Linked DNA regions of Homo sapiens: region 2 is linked to region 1. A link is a contact called in ENCODE Hi-C or POLR2A ChIA-PET data. All regions are on one chromosome and are shown on one strand. Each heading gives the region's core, a stretch centred on a gene start or an enhancer-like site at or near the end of the contact. The rest is flanking DNA. Distances are from core to core; before and after follow the strand shown. Region 1 holds the start of ADAM17 (ADAM metallopeptidase domain 17). Region 2 overlaps ATP6V1C2 (ATPase H+ transporting V1 subunit C2).

Region 1 (7,101 bases), core at 1,660-4,159:
TGCAATATAGTAGTATTTGTAGGACAATAAACATAAAAAATAAATAATAAAGCATGTTTTTCAACTATGAAACTATTTGCTAGTCTTGACCAACTCAATCTAATGGTAAGGTTAAGTAACAAATTATATTGTAAGCTGTCAAACAAACTGAAAAAAAAAGTCATTCTTCAAAAGAAAAATACCCACAAGGCCTATGTTCATCATTGACAACTGACAGCATCTTCCTGAGACTCATTTTCCTCCTCCTTTATTTGAAAACTAGACTTGATCTCTAAGATTCATTTGGTGATAACACTTGCTATAACGTACTCTAGCACTCTCCTCTATGCTGTTTTAGAAGTGTCCTAAATGAATGTCTATTTCCCTATGCTATAACCATTTGAAGATGGATATCGTCTGATCTTTGTATTTCCAATGCCACGTATAATACTTGTGTGTCCTTCAAATATTTCGTTTAAAAAAAAAAAAAGAGGCCGGGCCTGGTGGCTCAAGCCTTTAATCCCAGCACTTTGGGAGGCCGAGGTGTGCTGATCACCTGAGGTCAGGAGTTCGAGACCAGCCTGAATAACATGGAGAAACCCCATCTCTACTAAAAATACAAAAAATTAGCCGGACGTGGTGGCACATGCCTGTAATCCCAGCTACTTGGGAGGCTGAGGCAGGAGAATTGCTTGAACCCGGGAGGCGGAGGTTGTGGTGAGCTGAGATGACGCCATTGCACTCCAGCCTGGGCAACAAGAGCAAAACACTGCCTCAAAAAAAAAAAAAAAGAAAGAAAAAGAAAAGAAAAGAAAAAAGAAAAGTCTATGCATTCTTCTGGCACAGGTGGTCTGCATTTTGCAAATAAAAAACAAACACATGGGCCAGGAGCGGTGGTTCATGCCTGTAATCCCAGCACTTAGGGAGGCCCAGGTGGGCGGATCACGAGGTCAAGAGTTCTAGACCAGCCTGGCCAACATGGTGAAACCCCGTCTCTACTAGGAATACAAAAATTAGCTGGGCGTGGTGGCACATGCCTGTAATCCCAGCTACTCAGGAGGCTAAGGCAGGTGAACTGCTTGAACCCCGGGAGGCGGAGGTTGCAGTGAGCTGAGATCGCGCCACTGCACTCCAGCCTGGGCAACAGAGCAAGACTCTGTCTTGGAAAAAAAAAATGGTCTAAAAAACCTTACGATCTGCAAATGTTATGAATTGATCTAGAAAGTAATGTTTCTCTTTAAACTGTATGCTTCCTTGGGACTCATGCTTATTTTTACCTACGAACAACAGATTAATAACATAAGTGAAACAGTTGTGTCAGGGTGGTGCAAATATAATTTTAATATCTCAAAATACATATTTATTCTTTTTACTAACATTTATCCTTAAAATGAAGACCCTTACCCTATCCCTCCATCCTAACCACAATCCTACCTCAAAATGTCCTTCAATTTGTACTGACTTACCACTTCTCAGCACTTCCTAACAAGATCCCTTGCCTTTCATTAGTCACTTGTAATCCATTTCAATCGGAAAGAATCATAAGACAGCTGTTCAAGTGATAACACTCTCAACACCTTTAGTATCCATACCAATCCATTACAATTTCTGTCCACTAAATATAAAGAAAAAAAATACTACACATGGTATCATGGTGAAATTTGGGAACCAGTACAACCATGCAAGCCTACAATTTCACACACTGGGAAAACATTATTTCACACTTTATTACTAATTAAAGTATCTTACACGTCAATTTTTGAAAGATAAAAGGATTTTAAAATACACTAAAAGTTCACGCAAACTTACTTCCACCAAAGTTCAGATCCCTTAATGCATCTCCATCCTTAAAATCCAATCTCTCTGGAAAATCTAATGAAATAGGAACCCTCTACTTTCTAGCCTCTAAATTCATCAAACTCGTCACTCTTGATAATTTCTTTGTTTAAAAGTGCAAGGAAAGCATTCATAGTGGCAGCATCACGAGTTGGCTTACCAGGTTTCCGCCTCCCCCCATCTCCCAAGCACCTCCAATAAGCTACAATTGAAATAACCAAGAACGTGCTTAGGATGTTCGCAAAAACACAACTCTTAAGACTCCAACTCCAGTCTCCGCCTCCCAACGAGATTACTGCATAAGTACCTCCTACAGCAGAAATTCTAGTTCCCTCCTTCGAGGACCAGGAAGAATTCTGGAGCTTTGGGCCCTTCCTTTCTGGCTCTGGTAGGAACACACAACACTAGATTTGTTCCCTACTAAGGCAAGAACCCTGACCACATCTCCCTCTCCAAACAAGATCCAGCCACCCTACTCCTTACCGCTTTCCCAACACCCTCCCCGAACACAAAGCTAGGGAGCAAACCCCTCTCAGGCGCTCAGTCACTACATGGAGCCCGTCCAGTAGCCCTTTCCCACTCAGAGACAGGCCCATCTCCTTTATTCTTTCCCCAAACTCCGAGAGCCACACCCCCTTCTACACTGAAAACTTAGGGACGCGCCACCATCGCCAATACCCCGCCCCCAAACACCTGATAGACCCAGCTCCCCTGCTCTTCCCTCAAACGAGCGCTCCAGGCGCCGGCCTAAGCCAACTCCCCTGGGTCTTTACCGAGTCTCTGGTGGGGGCCGAAGCCCGGGTCATCCGGAGGTCGCGGCGCCAGCACGAAAGGAACCACGCTGGTCAGGAATAGGAGAGACTGCCTCATGTTCCCGGCCCCGCTACCGACTCCACCTCTCTGGGCAGCCTTCGCCTGACGGGGTTTCGGAAAACTGCTCACATCGGGGGAGGACGGGATCCGCCCGGCCTAGCCCCTCAATCCTCTTTTCCCTCCCGCGCCGCCTACTGGGAAGATTCTACCGCCAGGCTCGACGCCCCCAGAAGTGCAGGTGGCGTTACCAAAGGCCGGCTCAGCCAGCTTCCGGCCGCCGCTGTCCCCCGCACCACCCACAGCCGGAAGCCGGCTGCCGCGCGGCATCCCGGGAGGCTCCGCTTGCCCCGCCCCACGCCGGTGCGCCGCGGGCCTCTGGTCCGCTGCCGTGTTCGGCCCCGCCCGTCACGTCTAGCTGGGGCTCGCCCGGCGCCTTCCTGGACGCAGACGTATGAGTCCCAACTCCACCCAGTCCGGCCTGGCCTCTGTCCCCGGGTGACCGCGGAATGGGGGGGCGGGAGCTAGCGAGCAGGCCCTCAAGCGCGTCTGGCCGCCTCCTTTGTCTTGATGCCCACGTCTGGTTAGGACCCCTGCTGTCCATTTTATTAAAGGAGCTGTAGAAAGCGGCCTGGGGCCCAGCGACCTGCCCAGGGCGGACGAGGAGGCGCGACTGGCCCGATGCCGCAGGCTCTCTGCCCAGTGTGCTCAGGTGGGAGGGCGGGGACATGAATCGAGCCACAGAGTGCCCTGGGCACGGACCCCCCGCCCCCCCCGGCCCCGGGCCCCGAGCCCCGAGCCCCGAGCCCGGCCACCGAAGCCCGTGCCACTCGCCAGCTCCTGCGAGACGAGCCTTTCGAGCGCAGCTCAGGCATTTGGTTCAGGGTCCTACTGCCGGAGTCGTCTGAGGCCTCCATCCGTCTGTCGTCACGAAAAAGGTTTTGGGGGGACTAATAAGCACTTCCTGAATGCACATTTGCTCCACGCCCCTGCTGTAGGGAGAGGGTCTGCAGACACTTCAACAAATAGAATCCTAGGACCTTACCTGTGAGTACAAGAGCTGGAATCTTCCCACCAACTTCTTAAAATTCAATCCTATACTTGGTCCATTTAGCTTAGACTGGAAATTTCCCAAGGCAGTTTGTTTTGCAATCTTTTGCATGATTTTAGCTCTGTATAGTTTAGTGAATGTTTATGGTACTGAATAAAACAGTCTAAAAACGTTGGGTACATGTTGCTGTTTTATTTAGTTCAACCAAAGTTTATAAAAGTAGGACATAATACGTTTTCCACTTAAGAGTGAGACAGCCTTTATTATGAAACGGTAAATTGTTAGGAATACTAGTCCTATTCAAGTTTCAAGGCTTATTCCTAATAAAATACTCAAACTGTGGTTAAAATTTATGTTAATGGTGGTTTGCCGCAGTAAAATATCAGCGTCTTTTTCAACAATACATTGTTGGCTAAAATTAACCGGACCTGGTCTGTACATCTGAAGTATAAAATATCTTTATTAAACATACCCATTAGTGGCATACCTAGTCAAAAAGTAAGCAGAATTTCACATGCAAATTGTATACAATCTGTAAAAATTGTATTCCATAAGAATGTGACAGTTGAGTACGGTTTTTGGGGGGCTTTTTTGGTGTACCATAATAATGTCATCTGGTTTCTTTTCTGAACATCCAGTCACCATAATGTCCGGCTTGTAACTTTAGTAGATCGTAGATTGTATTATTTTGGTATCCCCAACAGCTCTTGTACAGTGCCTTGCTCATAGAAGGTACTTAGCTGTTTAGTAAATGCCGTTTAAAAAAAAAATCCCGATCCATTTTCTTTTCTTTTTTTTGGGGGGGGGTGGTGGGGGAAAGAGTTTCGCTCTTATTGCCCAGGCTGGAGTGCAATGGCGTGATCTTGGCCCACTACAACCGACTGAACACCTCCTAGGTTTAAGCGATTCTCCTGTCTCAGCCTCCCAAGTAACTGGGATTACAGGCGCCCGCCACCACGCCCAGCTAATTTTTGTATTTTTAGTAGAGATGGCATTTCACCACGTTGGCCAGGCTGGTCTCAAACTCCTGACCTTAGGTGATCCACCCGCCTCGGCCTCCCAAAGTGCCAGGATTATAAGCGTGAGCCACCGCGCCTGGCCTGAATAACCAGAAGTCCTAGATTTCCAGGGACATTCCAAATTTCAAGTAATCTTTTCAATTCACAAATCAGGACCCAAATTATTCCAATTTGCAGTTCATCTTTCATTTATCAATTGTGCATACTTTTAAGATAAAAGAGCACCACGTGGGGGAGATAAAGAGCCAAAGGAATATGGTAAGAGGGGCACTGGATAGATTAATTAGTTTATCTTTTTTTTTTTTTTTTTTTTTTTTTGAGACGGAGTCTTGCTCTGTTGCCAGGCTGGAGTGCAGTGGCATGATCTTGGCTCACTGCAGCTTCTGCCTCCCAGGTTCAAGGGATTCTCCTGCCTCAGCCTCCCAAGTAGGTGGGACTACAGTTGTGCGCCACCATGCCCAGCTAATTTTTGTATTTTCAGTAGAGACAGGGTTTCACCATGTTGGCCAGACTGGTCTGGATCTCCTGACCTCGTGATCTGCCCGCCTTGGCCTCCAAAGTGCTGGGATTACAGGCATGAGCCACCGCGCCCGGCTCTTTTATCTTTTGAGACGGTCTGGCTCTGCAGCCAAGGATGGAGTACCGTGACACAATCACAGCTCACTGCAGTCTCGACCTCCTGGGCTCAAGCAATCCTCCAGCCTCACCCTCCTCAGTAGCTGGGACCACAGGCATGCACCACCACACCTGGCTAATCTTTACATTTTTTTTATAGAAGTGGAGTCTCGCTATGTTCCTCAGGCTGATCTCAAACTCCTGGCCTCCCAGAGTGCTGGGATTACAGGTATGAGCCACTGCACTCAGCACCAAAATAATTTTTTAAAACTATATACCCCCTGGCCAGACGTGGTGGCTCACACCTGTAATCCCAGCACTTTGGGAGGCCGAGGCAGGCGGATCACGAGGTCAGGAGATCAAGACCATCCTGGCTAACACGGTGAAACCCCGTCTCTACTAAAAATACAAAAAATTAGCCAGCGCAGTGGCACGTGCCTGTAGTCCAAGCTACTTGGGAGGCTGAGGCAGGAGAATCACTTGAACCCTGGAGGTGGGGGTTGCAATGAGCCGAGATAGCGCCACTGCACTCCAGCCTGGGCGACAGAGGGAGACTCCATCTCAAAAAAAAAAACAACTATATACCCCCTAGGTGTATCTTTAAAGTTTTTCATCATTAGCGTAGTAGTAGCAAATTATGAAACTTTCAGCATAAATACTGACATTTAAAATTAAAGCTGTTAGGTCATTATTTTAAAGTTTTCCAATAGAGTATAAATACCTCAAAGATTTGACAGCCACAGTGGTAGCCCAGCCTCCAAGATGGCCCCCAATGATGCCTGCTTCCTCTTCTACACTGGGCCATAGTTGGTCTGTGACCACTAGCATGCAGCCGAAGTGATGTCACTTCTGAGGTTAGGACACAAGAAACTCTGTCCTCCATCTCAGGTGCTCTCTTGCTTGCTTGTTTCCTCTTGAATCACACACTCTGGGGGAAGCCAGCTTTCATGTCATGAGAACACTCAGGAAAACTATGGAGAGGTCCAATAGAACAGGTCAGCAGCCAACAAACACCAAGGAGCTGCCAAAGACTATGTGAGTGAGCTTGGAAGGAATTCAGCCCCAGGCAAGCTTTAAGATCACTGCAGCCCCTGACCTACCATCTGACTATAACTAAGCTACTCCCAGATTCCTCAGCCTCAGAAGCTGGGAGATAAGTGTTCGTGGTTCTAAAGCTCCTAAATTAGGGGTAATTTGTTACACAGCCACTATCATCTGTTCAAAAAAATACGTAAACAAGTTGATGGGATCCTGGGTTCTTAACACCTGAAGTGATGCTTTTAATTTAGGATTTAATAAAGATAATTAAAAATATTTCCTGAGGTTCCCCAATCCCATGCTGTGGAATTAATTATTCATAATTTAGATACCGCAAGTGAATTTAAGAGTAAACATTTGCAGTTATTAAACACATGAGCCACATATGGTTCTGCAGTTAACTACCAAACCCACACAAGTACCAGTAAAACCTTGTCTAAATGACCAGAGAACTAACTGGTTCTGGCTGGGTGTTTTGTTTCCTTCTATCTATTTCTCTAGCTCTATTTCTCTTATTAGCCAATTTTGTCTTACACCAACCCCACCAGTTTTTATAGATGGATAGAGCCATCCTCACTGTTTCTAAAATGGTAATTATTCCTGCATTTGTATGCTTTTTTGCTGATGAACAAATCTGTGGAAAGCAGTCGCTTTAAGTATGAGTCAACCCACAAATAAGACAACAGATGCCACTTAATGAAAAATAGGACTTTATACAAAGTCATGTGCCAAGAACTCTAATTTCTAAGGTTT
Region 2 (7,101 bases), core at 2,784-5,283, 1.2 Mb after region 1:
GGCTGGGGGTCAGGACCAGCTGACATGTGGCCACCAGTGAAGTGACCTGGGGCAAGCTTCTGGGCCTCTGTGCACTCCATTTCCTCAGCTCTAAGGGCCTTGGCTTTGTGTGTGGAGCATTCAGATATAAATCCTTAGTGGTTTTCTGGGGGCAAAGAGAAGCTCCCAGATGCCCTCCCTCCGATCCTGCCGTGTAACCTGGTTGCGCTCTTCCCAGGCATCTGGGTTCCTCCCTCCCTCCCTCCTTCCCTCCTTCCTTCCTTCCTTCCTTCCTTCCTTCCTTCCTTCCATGGAGTCTCGCCCTGTGGCTTAGGCTGGAGTGCAATGGCATGATCTTGGCTCGCTGCAATCTCGCTTCCCGGGCTCAAGTGGTTCTCCTGCCTCAGCCTCCCGAGTAGCTGGGATTACAGGCACGCACCACCACACCCAGCTAATTTTTATATTTTTAGTAGAGACAGGGTTTGGCCATGTTGTCCAGTCTGGTCTCCAACTCCTGACCTCAGGCGATCTGCCCACCTCGGCCTCCCAAAGTGCTGGGATTATAGGCGTGAGTCACCACGCTGGCCTTTCTGGGTAATTTCTGACAACCAAACAACTCTATCCTGCGTTTGCTAGAATTTTCCAGAAAATCCAGGGAGGGAGAAAGCCTTCTCTTTGGTGTTGCATAGACTTGCCCTCAGGATCCTCAGAACCTGTATCCACTACTCCTCAGCGGGAGAGCTGGAGGTGGGAGACCCAACCCTTCCTTCTACAAAGAAGGGAGCGGCCTGTGCAGTTTGCAGGGCAGAAACCCTGGAGACACTGTGTCTTAAGGCTACATAAGAATCTCCTCTGCTCGGGCCCTGCGATCTGCAGCCTCAAGTATTCACCTCCAATTCCAGCCCTCCTGCTGGGGTGCAAGGCTTCTAGGCACCCGCCGGCTGCTCCTCTCCCCATACCCCTGGACTGGAAGAGTCCTGGGGGCCCTGCATGGCAGGAATGTCCTGGCTGTGGGTGCGGAAGAAGAGGAGACAGATCTCAGGAGCCCCCCTCACCGTTGGGATAGAAGCCCTTCAGCCATCCTCTACCCCAGGGCCATTCTACCACCCCTGAACGCCTTGGGGTCCAGGGTTTAGAAATCAGCAGGGCTAAGAGGTGCCCCCGTAGTGTTTGTGGAAAGGAAGGAAAGGGCACGTTCGGTACAGACCTGCCACAGGCAGATTTGTGAAGCTCCTGGGCGGCCCCTTCTCGCCTGATCCCCCACCGCAGCTTGCCCGTGTCTGGAGGCTGCCTGCCCAGCACCCAAAGGCCTCCAGTCCCTACCTGCCCTGCCTCACACCTGGGCAATGCCCCCCACTCCTCCCACTCCATCTTACCCAATTTCTTCCCTTGGGGATTCCCCAGATGACTATCGAGGTAAGGGGCTGGGCCTGAGTAGCACGCCTCTGTCTTACTCCTTTATTTACTCACTGCTTTGTCTATTTGAATTACCATGATTGACTTTTTGTTTTTTGAAACAGGGTCTCACTCTGTTGCCCAGGCTGGACTGCAGTGATTCAATCACTCCTCACTGCAACCAGCCTCACCCTCCTGAGTTGCTGGGACTACAGGCACACCCCACTACCCATGGCTAATATTTATTTATATATATATTTATTTATTTGGTAGATACAGGGTCTCGCTATGTTGCTCAAGCTGATCTCGAACTCCTGGGCTCAAGTGATCCTCCTGTCTTGGCCTCCCAAAGTGCTGGGATTACAGGTGTGAGCCACCACACCTGATCTCATTCTGTTTTAGAGACTTCTTGGTGGTCCATTATATCAGATGGGTCCCTAGTTGACAAACATTGAAATGGCTTCCTGTCTTTTGTAATTACAAACCATTCTGCCACAAAATATGGTGTTTGTAGCACATGAGCCAGTATAGCAGAAGAATACATTTCTGGAAGTTCAATGGCTCACACCTGTAATCCCAGCACTAGGGAGGCCAAGGCAGAAGGATGGCTTGAGCCCAGGAGTTGGAAACTAGCTTAGGCACCATAGGGACGCCCTGTCTGTACAAATAATAATAATAATAAATTAGACCGGGCGAGGTGGCTCACGCCTGTAATCCCAGCACTTTGGGAGGCCGAGGTGGGTGGATCACTTGAGGTCAGGAGCTCAAGACCAGCCTGGCTAACATGGTGAAACCCCATCTTTACTAAAAATACAAAAATTAGCCAGGCATGATGGCGGGCACCTATAATCCCAGCTACTCGAGAGGCTGAGGCAGGAGAATAGCTGGAACCCGGAGGCGGAGGTTGCAGTGAGCCAAGATTGTACCACTGCACCCTAGCCTGGGCAACAGCGAGATTCAGTCTCAAAAAAAAAAAAAAAATAATAATAATAAATAAATAAATAAATAAATAAAATTTAACCAGGCATGGTGGTGTGTGCCTGCAGTCCCAGCTACCTGGGAGGCTAAGGTAGGAAGGTCCCTTGAGCACAGGAGTTTGAGGCTGCAGCGGGCCATGTAACGCCATTGCACTGCAGCCTGGGTGACAGAGTGCGACCCTGTCTCGAAGGAAACAATACAGCTTTTTTAGAATTTGTCTAGGAGGTTTTCTGGTTTTCACCAGAACCAACCCTTGCCTGCAAATGTTTGATAGATACTCTAAAATTACTCTCTAGTGAGGCTGTACCAATCAACACCTCATCTCAGCAGTGCGTTGATGCTCCTGTTTCCCCAAGGACTGCCAATGCTGTATTAGGAGTTTTCTTTATACACTGAACTAATTGGTGTAAAAGATATTCCTGTGCAAGTGAGGTTGAGCTTTCTTCCTCACGCTTATGAGCTATTTGTTGATGCTCTTCTGTGAACCTATAGACGAGCATTTGACCAGGCCTCCTCACCTTTAATGCTGCAGATGTTTAACTTGGGGAAATTCTAGTATCTGACACTTGAACTACGTAAGGGGAAATTCTAGTATCTGACACTTGAACTACATAAACAGGTCTCACTGTTACAATAATTGTCCCCATGCTTGATGGGTTTTTTTTTCTCTTTTTCTTTTTTTTTTTTTTTTTTGAGACAGAGTCTCACTCTGTTGCCAGGCTGGAGTGCAGTGGCGTGATCTCGGCTCACTGCAACCTCTGCCTCCTGGGTTCAAGCAATTCTCCTGCCTCTGCCTCCCGAGTAGCTGGGACTACAGGCGTGCGCCACCACGCCCAGCTGATTTTTTTGTATTTTTTGTAGAGATGGGGTTTCACCATGTTGGCCAGGATGGCCTCAATCTCTTGACCTCGTGATCTGCCCGCCTCAGCCTCCCAAAGTGCTGGGATTACAAGCATGAGCCATCGCACCCGGCCTATTTTTAAGAATATGGGTTTATTACTTTAAAATGTATTTTTATCATTTATTACCATTTGTTTATTTATTTTCTTTTTTTTTTTTTTTTTTCTGAGACGGAATTTCATTCCTGTTGCCCAGGCTGGAGTGCAATGGCACAATCTCGGTTCATTGCAACCTTGCCTCCCGGGTTCAAGCAATTCTCCTGCCTCAGCCTCCCGAGTATCTGGATGCCTGCCACCACACCCAGCTAATTTTTTTGTATTTTTAGGAGAGATGGGGTTTCACCATGTTGGCCAGGCTCGTCTCAAACTCTTGACCTCAGGTGATCCACCCACCTCAACCTCCCAAAGTGCAGGGATTATAGGCATGAGCCACTGTGCCCAGCCTATTTGTTACCTTTTTAACCGTTTTTTTTTTTCTTTAGACAGAGTCTCACTCTGTCGCCCAGGCTGGAGTGCAGTGGCACCATCTCAACTCACTGCAACCTCCACCTCCCTGATTCAAGTGATTCTCCTGCCTCAGCCTCCCAAGTAGCTGGGACTACACACCCTGGTAATTTTTGTATTTTAAGTAGAGACGGGTTTTCACCATGTTGGCCAGGCTGGTCTCAAATTCCTGATCTCAAGTGATCCACCTACCTCTGCCTCCTAAAGTGCTGGGTTTACAGGCATGAGCCACCACGCCCGGCCAACCATTTTTAAGTGTACAGTTCAGTGGCGTTAAGTACGTTCACACTGCTGTTACAACCGTCACCACCCTCCACCCACAGGACTTTTTCCATTTTGAAGAACTGAAACTGTATTCATTAAACAGTGACTCCTCCTTTCCTCCTCCCCCAGGCCCTGGCAACTACCTTTCTACTTTCTCTCTGTATGAATTAGGCTATTTTACGTACCTCCTATGAATGAAATCATATAGTGTTTGACCTTTTCTGCCTGGCTTATTTTACTCAGCATGATGTCTTCAATGTCTTACAGCATGTCAGAATTCCCTTCCTTTTAAGGCTGACTAGTGCCGCATCGTATGGACACACCACATTCTATGTATCCACTCAGCTATTGATGGATGCTTGGGTCGCTCCCACCTTTTGGTTATTTTTGTTTGTTTGTTTTTGAGATGGAGTTTGTGACCTCCACCTCCTGGGTTTAAGCAATTCTCCTGCCTCAGCCTCCCGAGTAGCTGGAACTACAGGTGTGTGCCACCACACCCGGCTAATTTTTGTATTTTTAGTAGAGATGAGGTTTCACCATGTGGGCCAGGCTGTTCTCAAACTCCTGACCTCAAGTGATCTGCCCACCTTGGCCTCCCAACATGCTGGGATTACAGGTGTGAGCCACTGAGCCCAGCCTTGGCTATTGTTAATAATGCCGCTATGTTTATTTTTATTAGTTATTTATTATTTATTTTGTTATGATTTACTATTTTATTTTCAGTTTCTCTTATTTCCTTTTTTTTTTCTTCTTCTTTTTTCTTTTTTTTGAGACAGAGTCTCCCTCTGTCACCCATGCTGGAATGCAGGGGCCCAATCTCAGTCCACTGCAACCTCCACCTCCCAGGTTCAAGCAATTCTCGTGCCTCAGCCTCCGAAGTAGCTGGGATTACAGGCGCCCACCAGCACGCCAGGCTAGTTTCTGTATTTTTAGTGAGATGTGGTTTCACCATGTCGACCAGGATGATCTTGATCTCTTGACCTCATGATCCACCCGCCTCGGCCTTCCAAAGTGCTGGGGTTACAGACATGAGCCACCCCGCCCAACCGTAGTTTCTTTTATTTTCTATTTGCAAAAGTAATATGTTTTTAACAAATTAAAACATAGCATTACATAAATTCATGGAAATTGCAGGTCTCCATTCTTGTATCCATGAAGATAATAGCCAGTGTCAACAGTTTGGTTTCTTTTCTTTTAGGATTCTTATTTAGGTATATACTGACATAATTTTTTAAGTGGGGTTATATGCTTTACATGCCTAAATGCTTTATTTTGAACCAATTTCAAGTTTCCAGAAAATATGAAAGACAATGAAAAGAATTCTCAGCCAGGTGCGGTGGCTTGCGCCTGCAATCCCAGCGCTTTGGGAGGCCAGGGCAGGTGGATCACTTGAGGTTGTGAGTTCCAGACCAGCCTGACCAACATGAAGAAACCCCGCCTCTACTAAAAATACAAAATTAGCCAGTCATGGTGGTGCATGCCTGTAATCCCAGCTACTCGGGAGGCTGAGGCAGGAGAATTGCTTGAACCCGGGAGGTGGAGGTTGCAGTGAGCCGAGATCACACCATTGCACTCAAGCTTGGGCAACAAGAGTGAAACTCAGTCTCAAAAAAAGAAAGAAAAAAAAGAAAAGAATTCTCATACTTTTCATATACTTTTACCACATCTGCTTTCTCTCTGTTTTTGTCTCTGCTTCTGTCTTTTCTGTCTCTCTTTCTGAACTCTGAACTTCTTCAACAGTAAGTTACAGACATGATATTCCTTTACCTCTAAAAACTTTAGGGTGTATTTCTTAAAAATAAGGACATCCTCTTATATAACTTTAGTATGATGATCAAAATCAGGAATGCAATACTGGTACTCGGTCTACAGATTTCACTTGGATATCACCGCTTGTCTCAATAGTGTGCTTTCTAAGCTGGGGACAGTGGCACATTTCTGTAGTCTCAGCTACTCAGAAGGCTGAGGTGGGAGGATCACTTAAGGCCAGGAGTTTGAGACCAGTCTGGACCACACAGCAAGACACCATCTCTTTGAAACAAAAAAAAAAAGCACACTTTCTACCAAAATAAAATGTCATATTTTCTCAGATAATAATAAAAACTGAGATGGCTTCCTGTCTTCTGTCATAAATTGTCATGTCTCTTTAGCCTTATTTAAACTGGAACACTTATACAGACTTTTTGACTTTTTTTTTCTTTTTCTTTTTCTTTTTTTGAGATGGTGTCTCGCTTTGTTACCCAGGCTGGAGTGCAGTGGCACAATCTTGGCTCACTGCAACCTCTGCCTCCCAGGCTCAAGCAATTTTCCTGCCTCAGCCTCAAAGCTTTCCAGCCTAAACCTGGAAGAGTTTAGGGTTTAGAGTAGCTGGTATTACAGGCATGCACCACTACGCCCGGCTAATTTTTGTATTTTTAGTAGAGATGGGGTTTAGCCATGTTGGCCTGGGTGGTCTCGAACTCCTGACCTCGTGGTCCACTTGCCTTGGCCTCCCAAAGTGCTGGGATTACAGGTGTGAGCCACTGCACCCAGTCTTTTTGACCTTGATGGCTCTGAGTTTTTTAAGTGTTTAGGTCAGTTATTTTGTAATATGCTCCTTAATTTGAACTCGTGCTGCTTCCTCATGGCTAGACGGAGGTTATGCAGTTTTGGCAAAACACTGCACAAGTGATGTTGTTTTCCTCAGTGCGTTGCAGGAGGCACACAGCATTGGTCTTTTCCATGTGTATGATGTTAACTTTGGTCACTTGACTAAGGCAGTATCTGCTTAAATTTTTTTTTTTAAACAAGGTAAAAGATACAGTGAAATGTACTCATCTTAAGTGAACAGGCTGGAGAGTTTAGACAAATAAGTATCATCCATCAGTGTAACCAACATCCCAATCAAGGTCTTTATATATTGTTTACAGTGCTTTTTTAATTAAAAATATGGTTTGTCCATCTTTTATGGGTTAATATAAATTTTTTTCCTGGCATTTTACATAAAGCTGCCAGAGTTTACTTTAGACAAACATGGAAGAGCTAATTTCCATGGGCCTTGGAGAAGTGTAGATTTATGATCAATTTCTGCTTCTACCCTAGT

The links. A loop is a pair of places that touch in the nucleus more often than their neighbours do. ChIA-PET counts read pairs that join two places held with the same protein, here RNA polymerase II (POLR2A). Pooled maps may share reads with other maps.
Region 2: a map of B cell shows a loop between it and region 1 (5-fold over the local background). The contact joins the enhancer-like site here to the promoter of ADAM17 in region 1. A Hi-C loop is called at or near these places in 1 of 168 maps with a recorded cell type or tissue (B cell) and 2 of 50 pooled maps. POLR2A ChIA-PET finds 5 or more read pairs at or near these places in 1 of 52 experiments (HEK293).

The regions. Positions count from the first base shown.
Region 1 is chr2:9,552,921-9,560,021 of GRCh38, forward strand. ADAM17 (ADAM metallopeptidase domain 17) reads right to left here and starts at 2,910. Exons shown (of 19, transcript NM_003183.6): 1 at 2,589-2,910. The coding sequence starts at 2,685. RefSeq lists silencers at 1,920-2,214, 2,829-3,118, 3,349-3,568, 3,540-3,834.
Region 2 is chr2:10,741,643-10,748,743 of GRCh38, forward strand. The region is part of intron 3 of ATP6V1C2 (ATPase H+ transporting V1 subunit C2); the gene reads left to right. It also overlaps the pseudogene RNU7-138P. Among named protein-coding and RNA genes, the nearest start is that of ATP6V1C2, 24 kb to the left of the region's middle. RefSeq lists an enhancer at 3,866-3,925. Within about 2 kb of position 4,034, at least 5 of the 41 ENCODE cell types and tissues checked have a DNase peak (open chromatin) inside an H3K27ac peak, as active enhancers do; they include B cell, where a contact is called at or near this core.